Linked DNA regions of Homo sapiens: all the other regions are linked to region 3. The links are chromatin contacts, found by Hi-C or POLR2A ChIA-PET in ENCODE. All regions are on one chromosome and are shown on one strand. Each heading gives the region's core, a stretch centred on a gene start or an enhancer-like site at or near the end of the contact. The rest is flanking DNA. Distances are from core to core; before and after follow the strand shown.

What was found. A loop is a pair of places that touch in the nucleus more often than their neighbours do. ChIA-PET counts read pairs that join two places held with the same protein, here RNA polymerase II (POLR2A). Pooled maps may share reads with other maps.
Region 1: a map of MCF 10A shows a loop between it and region 3 (12-fold over the local background). The contact joins two enhancer-like sites. A Hi-C loop is called at or near these places in 2 of 168 maps with a recorded cell type or tissue (MCF 10A and esophagus muscularis mucosa) and 5 of 50 pooled maps. POLR2A ChIA-PET finds 5 or more read pairs at or near these places in 2 of 52 experiments (activated T-cell and endothelial cell of umbilical vein).
Region 2: a map of mammary epithelial cell shows a loop between it and region 3 (2.8-fold over the local background). The contact joins two enhancer-like sites. A Hi-C loop is called at or near these places in 3 of 168 maps with a recorded cell type or tissue (Caco-2, esophagus muscularis mucosa and mammary epithelial cell) and 2 of 50 pooled maps. POLR2A ChIA-PET finds 5 or more read pairs at or near these places in 1 of 52 experiments (endothelial cell of umbilical vein).

Annotation. Positions count from the first base shown.
Region 1 is chr12:25,434,868-25,437,944 of GRCh38, forward strand. It overlaps the pseudogene FAM133GP. Among named protein-coding and RNA genes, the nearest start is that of LMNTD1, 120 kb to the right of the region's middle. Within about 2 kb of position 1,609, at least 6 of the 41 ENCODE cell types and tissues checked have a DNase peak (open chromatin) inside an H3K27ac peak, as active enhancers do.
Region 2 is chr12:25,823,362-25,826,306 of GRCh38, forward strand. No RefSeq gene overlaps it. Among named protein-coding and RNA genes, the nearest start is that of MIR4302, 49 kb to the right of the region's middle. Within about 2 kb of position 1,535, at least 3 of the 41 ENCODE cell types and tissues checked have a DNase peak (open chromatin) inside an H3K27ac peak, as active enhancers do.
Region 3 is chr12:25,583,676-25,586,397 of GRCh38, forward strand. It overlaps a transcript of LMNTD1 not described here. Among named protein-coding and RNA genes, the nearest start is that of LMNTD1, 32 kb to the left of the region's middle. Within about 2 kb of position 1,457, at least 2 of the 41 ENCODE cell types and tissues checked have a DNase peak (open chromatin) inside an H3K27ac peak, as active enhancers do.

The DNA.
Region 1 (3,077 bases), core at 359-2,858, 150 kb before region 3:
GTAATCCTTACTTCAAAAATTTTAACTACTTTAAAATTTTTAACATCTGGCCGTTTCTGATTCCACCTTAAAGATGTATTCAAGTTGGATTTCTGTTGATTTATCATTGTACACTTCTAGTCAAAAATATTAATTTTATTCCCAAATATTGTAACCACTAGTGCTACTGCAATGTATTATCTCCCAGAGTTATCAAGCACTGGAAGAGAAAAGAATAGATAAGCAGCAGGCAACATTTACGGCCCTTGCACACAGCGGCATTTGAATAGCTACTGGGTAGTCTGGGGATAATTCTTTTTTTTTTTTTGAGATGGAGTCTTGCTCTTTTGCCCAGTCTGGAGTGCAGTGGCACCATCTCAGTTCACTGCAACCTCTGCCTCCCGGGTTCAAGTGATTCTCCTGCCTCAGCCTTCCAACTAGCTGGGATTACAGGCACCAGCCACCAGGCCCAGCTAATTTTTGTATTTTTAGTAGAGACGGGGTTTCACCCTGTTGGTCAGGCTGGTCTCAAACTCTTGACTTCAGGTGATTCACACGCCTTGGCCTCCCAAAGTGCTGGGATTACAGGCGTGAGCCACTGCGTCTGGCCAGTCCAAGGATAATTCTAAAAACAAGAAAATTCATGCATTATAGTAAATATGTTGTAATTTTCACAGTTGAAATTTCCTTAGACATTGTACTTTCTCTATAAGGGAATCCTGATTTTTCTTAATATTATGATGAGTCAGGACTTGAACTAGCAGCCTTCTTTCTCTTCTTACTGTTTTTCTCATGCTCCTTTTTCCTTTTTTTGTGTTGTTTTTTCTCATTCTTCACTGCTTTTCTTCTTTTTTGCTCTTATCTCCTCAATATACTCTGATTCTGACAAGGACTCAGGTGATAAAGATTTATCTTCAGAATATGGGTTTCTTTTTGCTGAGTCGTTTAATAGCCTTTTTCTTTCTCAGTTGGGTCCTTCTTTTTCTTTAAAAAGAAGTCTTTCTTCCTTATTGTCTTTCTATCCTTACTGTCTGATTCAGTTTCTGACATGGAGCTTTCAGAAGATTTATGTGAATGGTTCTTTTTCTTTCTCCCTTTTCCATGTTTCTTATCCTCATCCTCAGAATCAGAAGAACTGCTGGAAGAATCAGAGCATGATGAAGACGATGAATACCTACCAGATTTATTCTTTTTCTTTTTTTTTCTCTTTTTTTGGATAAGCTCTTACTTTCACTTAACAATTTCTTCCTGTGTTTTTCTAGTTTTTTCTTCAAATTCATACAAAGCCTTGGCGCCTTTTTCTTTTTCTTTTCTAGTTGCTCTTGCACTTCTTCCCAGATAGGCCTTGGTTGACGGAGAGAATCCTGGATTGTTGGCCCTTAAGACTGGATTGGACCCCTTGATCTGGCCATTGCTGTTGGATTCACATAGGCTACCCGATGGTCCTGCTTCTCCTTGGTGCCCGAGTGAGCGCACAGTCACTCATCAAGGGACACGGTCACCCACCAAGGGAAACCTGGCTCGGGAGGCAGCTGAAGTAGGCCTGCCGCAGGTCCTTCTGCACTAAAAGTTCGTATTTTCATGAAAATCTTACCAATGTGTTTAGCAGGCTTGCTTGTTTCATTTTCCCCCCATTAGTCAGTGCCTACTTGGTTTACCACTAGAGGGCATTGTTGGCAGTGATATCAAGAGAAAGCATACTACAGCATTTTGCCAAAAAATTTTGTGCAATCTTTTTCAATTTTCATTTCAGCCAGTAAATAAAAACATACATTTAAAAGCTACTTCATTTAATATTTTATTTTTATATTTTATGCATCCCAAATACTGAGCTTCTAGGCTTTTTGTGTGTATTAATTTAATAAAAGAGAAATCATTGTAAACTTTGGTTCCAGTTTTCCAACAAACGCTAAATCTAGAATCTGTCAGTTTTCCCCCTGCAATGTAATACACTCTCACACATCCTTTCTTGGAATGTTATCGAGCACTTGGAGACTCATTATTTTTTATTTCCCAAAAGAGTGAAACTATTCTATTTTCCATATCATGGCTTTCCTGATATTTGTCAGAGGATCTCAAACTAGCAAGGGACCTTCAGTTTATCTAGTTCAACTATTTATAATAGACAGAATTTCTTCTACACAGTGATGAAGGGCTGTCTAAACCTCAAAATGATAAGAGAAGCGTTTTCCATTTTGGAACAACTGTATTATTTATTGGAAAGTTCATCAGGTGAAGGCAGAAGTTTGCCTCTTTGAAATGTATTGTATCAGATAAGATCTTTTAGTTGCAGATAACAGGAACCAAATCAAGCTTGCTTATGAAAAAGGGGGGTAGATTAATTATTAGAAAATAGAGGTGTCCGGGGCCTTTTGGGGGGTGGGGGGCAAGGGGAGGGAGAGCATTAGGACAAATAATGCATGTGGGGCTTAAAACCTAGATGACGGGTTGATGGGTACAGCAAACCACCATGGCACATTATGCCTACATAAAAAACCTGCACATTCTGCACATGTATCCCAGAACTTGAAGAAGAAAAAGAAAACAGAGGTGTCTTGTGGGCTGTGGGTAACTGGACACCTGAGATCTGTCGGTACTCAATCTCTCTCAGTCTGCTGCATCTGCTTCCTTCTATGTAATTACTTCATTCATTTCTCTCTGCACATCAGGATTTTCTGCTTCTCGCATCCCCATGGTGAAATATGCCATTTGAATGATAAAAATGACAAATAACTTTTGTTACCTAGCTGGAGTAGGCTGTTTCAGCATTCTATGAAGCTGGCCACCTCGGGATGGTGCAGTATGTGATTTGATCTGTCGTTCCCAGGGTCACAGGCCCACTCTCACACTGCCTTCATGGTGAAGTAGGTCTCTTGGTTGGATGCTTTGTTGTGTGGGTTTCCAGGTCTGTGGATGAGGCACTCCATAAGCCCTTGGTAATGGTGCTGGCTAAGGCTGTGCAGGCAGGAAAGGAAAACACACGCTTAGGACAGGTATCTGTCCCTGTGAGGATGAACGGCTGACTGGTCTTTCCAGGATGGAAGGGTTCCATGTGGTCAACTTGCTACTAAGTGGCTGGTTGATTCCCTCAAGGAATA
Region 2 (2,945 bases), core at 285-2,784, 240 kb after region 3:
ATGCCCAGCTAATTTTTAGTAGAGACGAGGTTTCACCATATTGGCCAGGCTGGTCTCGAACTCTCGACCTCAGATAATCTGCCTGCCTTGGCCTCCCAAAGTGCTAGGATTACAGGTGTGAGCCACCGCACCCGGCCCCAATAATTTATAAACTATAAAATCTGATATAAATATTAATCATCTACAAAATCCTGCTCTAGGGCTCCATACTACTGCACTTCACCCTGTATTATTATTTATTTAATATTCTGGTTACGGAAGGAGACTGAAGAGGTAAAATGAACTCGAGAATGACTATCAACTAGATAAGCATTTCCAAATATGTGATTATACACATGGATTGTTACAAATTTATTTGGATCATTTCTTAACATTGCACTTAAAGTGGAGCTGTATCTGAAAGCACCTGATACATTTTAACTATGTTAAGCCCTCCAGCTTCAGAGCTTCCTGTAACTCCTGGTATAGAGCTCAGCCATTGCTAACTGGAAGCAAAAAGAATTGGATTTTATGATGCAAAAGTCATATCAGGAATTAACAGACACACAAGTCTGACTTTTCCAGAGAAGCAGAAGTAAAAATAATATCAAGAAGCGGCTCCATGGAGCCCTTTCAATTTACAACAGCCGCTGGATAACCCCTCCTTCATTCATAACCAGTGTCTTGAAATTAACCTTGACCCATCCTGCACTCGTACTACTGACCTGTTCCCCAAGGCACCGTGCTAAAGAATTCAATGAATTTGCACTTAACTTTTATAACGATTTTCCTCATTTTAGAGATGAGACAATCTTTTATTTTTTTTGAGACAGAATCTTGCCCTGTCACCTAGGCTGGAGTACAGTGGCACAATCATAGCTCACTGCAACCTCGAACTCCTGGGCTCAAGCTATCCTCCCACCTCAGCCTCCCTAGCAGCCGGGACTACAGGCATGAGCCACCATGCCTGGCTAAGTTTTTCTTTTTTGTAGAGATAGGGTCTCTCTATGTTGCCCAGGCTGGTCTCAAACTCCTGGGTTCAAGCAATCCTCCAGCCTTAGACTCCCAAAGTGCAAGGATTACAGGTGTGAGCCACCATGCCTGGCAGAAAATTATTTTTTTAATGAGAAAGGAGCAGAGACTGGCACTCATGACAGCCCCTGGATATCCTCTCCTTCATTCACAGCCAATGTCTTGAAATTAGCCTTGATATTAGCCTTGACCCATCTTGTACTCCCTCTCCTGACCTGTTCCCCAGTACTAAGCCCTTAGTATAGCTCCACCTTCTATCACCCACAGGCTTCTCCTGACTAAATGCAGTGGTTCTTTCCCAGCCGGGTCTGCACTGCTTCTGGCCACTCTGTTAGACGCAGTAGATGGAGGCTATGCCCTTCCAGGCAAATTTAAGGGTGACATTAACCTATTCGTTTATCAGGCTTTTGCCTCTTTTCACACCTACAACTAGGAGAGAAAGAAGAGAAAACATAAAGCAGGTGACTTTTCTGTTGTAGATCAAGTTTTTAAAAGGTTTGCTCAAGAGGTACTTCATAGTCCCAGTTCTGAAAGGAGGCTGGGATACCTTCCAGATTTAGTCTGCTTTGTCTCTGCTTAACACTGAGACTCTTCCAAATGGCAGCTCCCTCAGGAATATGTGAGCAGCACACACTCTCCCTAACATTTGTCAAAGTGCGTTAGCAACTAATGCTTCATTCCCAGTAATATTTTGAAAATTTCCCTGATGTTAGAGTGAAGGGCCTTTTTTCCCCCATCTGCAACACCCCAATCTTAACAGCCCACCATGCATTTTTGTCTAAGTATCACACCAAGGCCACATTATATTCCTGTGCCCAACAAACTAGAATATATGTAAATAAACAAGTAGAATAAAATATAAGCCACAAGATCATGAAAATTTAGAATGAAAATTTAGATGGGGTTTATTTATTTCATAACTCAGCCAGGAGTTCCATTTGCCTAGACATAAGAGATAACATCTTTATCTATTGTTGTGTGACAAATTTTCACAAACTTAGCAGCTTATGGCAACGTGGATTAATTATCTCACATTTCTGTAGGTCAGAGTCGGGTGGTCTTGGCTGGGTTCTCTGCTTAGAGTCTTATAACGCTGAAGTCCAAGTGTCAGCTGGCTGAGCTCTATCTGGAGGATCTAGGAAACAATCCGCTCCCAAGTGCATTCAGGTTATTGGCAGAATCCAGGTCCTTGTTACAGTAGAACTGAGGTTTCCATTCCCTTGCAGGCTGTCAGCCAAAGGCCATTCTCAGCTTCTAGAGACCACCGGCGTTCCTCATCATGGCGCCTCCTCCATCTTCACGCCAGCAACATCCTGTGAAACCCTTCTTTTGTTTCATGTCTCTCTGCCTCCCTCTTCTGCCACCAACAGGAGAAAGCTCTATGCTTTTAAGGGCTGATGTGTTTAGATTAGGCCTACCTGGATAATCTCCCTCTTAGAAAGTTAACTGTGCCATAGAACACAGGTTATGGGAATTAGAGGACATGGAATCGTGGAGGACATGGAATCCTGGAGGACCATTTAGAATTCTGCCTACACACCTAGCAAGTAGAATTAATACAAAAATTAGCTGGGTGTGGTGGCGGGCGCCTATCATCTCAGCTACTGGGGAGGCTACTCCGGAGGCTGAGGCAGGAGAATCGCTTGAACCCAGGAGGCGGAGGTTGCAGTGAGCCAAGATCGCGCCACTGCACTTCAGCCTGGGCGACAGAGAAAAACTCAGTCTCAAAAAAAAAAAAAAAAAACAAAAATAAAAAATCCTTTTGCTGTATCCTCAAAAGATAAAGGTGTAGTAAGTACCTTTATCTGTAAGTTTTAACAGGCAGAAGCAGTTAGAAATAATACTGAGAATGATGTTTAAATCTCTGCACGTGAAAGTTTAAAAGTTAGACTGAATTGGTCTACCATATGCACACCAAAGAAGTGTATTTTATT
Region 3 (2,722 bases), core at 207-2,706:
GTGCAGAGATCTGAGATAGGACCTGGCAAAGAGCCTAGTAAGGCTGGGAGAGGGAGCAGAGAGTGATGGGGATGGGCTTAGACAGTGATAAGAAATGAGTGAGAGGCGAAGGAGAGGCCAGAGCCTCAGGGTCTTATCAGTACAGGGGGAGGACTTTGGCTTTCCTCTGAGAGAGAAGGAAAATCACAAGCCAGGGAACCTTGAGCCAATGAGTGTCATGATCTGGCTTGTGTCTTTAAAGGACTACTTTGGCTTCTGTGTTGAAATTAAGAGAATAAGAAGCAGAGAGACCAGAGAAGATGAGACTGCTTCCATCATCCAGGGAGAGCCTATGGCACCAACCTCCAGAATGGTGGCAATGGAGGTGATGAGATGTGTTCGGACTCTGGATATAGTTTGAAAGCAAAGCTGGCAGAATTTGCTGGCAGATTAGATAGGAAGTGTAAGAGGAAAAGAGAAGACAAGATGACTCCAGGGATTTAGACCTGAGCAATGAGAGGAATTGAGCTGCCAATTTATATATATCAATAATATATGTGATGAATATATATGATGTATACAATATATTTATGATTTTTCTCACTTAAAGCACAATTGAAACAATCAAAAATTAACTTTGAGGTAGGCTAAGTGGTTGACCCAAGGTTGTCTTGCTAAGAAGGGACAAGCTTGGCCTTGAGCACTGCTCAGTGTAACCACTGAACCTGTACTCTTTAAGCTATGGCACATCAGCTCCTACACATACCTTTAGTTTTTGGTCAGCAAAAGTCCTATATGATGTTTTGACTTTCGAGAATTGACTTCTAATGCACGGATTTTATATGCCTGAGGACATTTTATAGACCTAATCAGGTATGCAGAATCCAGGTTGCCAGCTCTAGTCCAGAACTCCAGAACTCCAGGTCTCCCATCTTGCAAATGTGACTACATGTAATGCTTTGACAAATAGTAAAGAAACGCATTTTAACATCTGGTTTGACATCTGCAAAGAATGATTCCTTTTAAAATACAACTAACAGGGTTAAAACTTATTTGGAGACTTAAGGAACATAAAATCATAGCTTCAAAGTCGATTATATCATGATGGTATTATTTGCATTTGTTTTCTTTTGGCCACGTGGAAAATTTTCATCATAGACTGGGGTCTAATACTTATTCAGTAAGGAGTGTTTTTCCATGGCTGAAAAATACAAATTTGGTCCTAGAGGTCGTAGATGTGAGTTCTAAAATATTTTATTTATATCATATTTTCAAACTTTCTTTGCATCAAAAGAAATACTAGTTGAAACACTTCTCAAGTAAAACGGATTATACTTGCTGAAAGCATTACTGGTTTTTATTTAAGTTGCTGATTTTTTAATAAAGGGTCTGACCTTGAGGACAGCTGCCAGTTGGCAGAAAGCACAGAGGAGATGAGAAGAGAGTCTGGGGCCAAAATAAACACCCGAGTCTGACAGTTGTGTCCCATGGACTCTTTCATGTGTCTGTAAGACATTCAGGGTCTTGGATTTGAACATTCCTTCATAAAGGCTCACCCTCAGCAAACTCTCTGCTCTTCCAGTTTCATTGGCAGTCTAAAAACCTGGCAGCATCCTTGGGTTCTGCTTGTTAAGACTTGTGAAATACTATGGACTTGGGCTGCAACCTTCAGCTGAATTTAGATGTAGGAAATTAGCAATTACAAAGTGTTCTTTCTGCCAAAAATCACATGCTGCTGCGATTACCTTACTCTGTGATGAAACAGGTCATTTTAATCCTTTGTAGTAGGTGGAACATTATGTACTTAACCAACCAAAAGGAAAAAACTTCTTAACTCAAGGGAGATATTTTCAGCAACCACATGTAGGCTTATGCACATAATAGGAAAAGTAATCCTTTTCCCCCCAGGTAAAATCTTTTAAAGTAATTTTGAAATGCAATTGGCAAAACCCTCTTCACTTTAATAAAATACTTTGTAAATGTGCCAAAGTTTAATACCAACAGACCACACGAAACTAGGTTTCCAACAGCCAACTGAAGAGATGTGATGTCTAATTAGGAAATTGTGTTTTACCTGACCTTTAAGTTTTTGCCTCAATTATCTTTTCTCATTGGTGAGTTATGCATGGCTGGGGTGACACAAGGTTGTTCATTTTTTTGTGATGTTGATTAGCGTGGGTGATTGCTATGATTAGTGAATCCAAGAATTCTATAGCTGAATGAGATCACAAACATTAGCTAGTTCAACTTTCATATTTTACAGATGAAGAAACTAAGTCGCAAAGGATGAACTCACTTGCCCTCGGTCATTGGTCCCGTTGGTGACAGTTAGGTCTGGAATTCAGTTTTCCCATCTCACTGTCTTGAGTAGAAGGAAAAGGCCCAGTGTTCTATGTCATTTGGATGTTGGTGTCTTCCCTTCTGCTGGTAAGGATTATCTAAACCTTTGGAGGAAGCACTAGGGGAAGGGTAGTGTCAAAGGCAAGTAGATTTTATACAGTAAAAGTACTATTTGATTTTTTTTCTTGTTTTAATATTTGTTTTTTTTTCCCCTTCCGTTTGTTTTATGTTGAAAATTCCCCATGATGATACCTCTACCTACTCAGCTACTCAAGCCAAAAACCAAAAGCCATCACCCCATCCACTAGATCACCAACTCTTAACCACTCTGCTGCCTAAATAGCTCTCAGGTCCTGCTTCCCTTTCCATTCTCACCAACACTACCTTCATGCAGCCCTTGTTA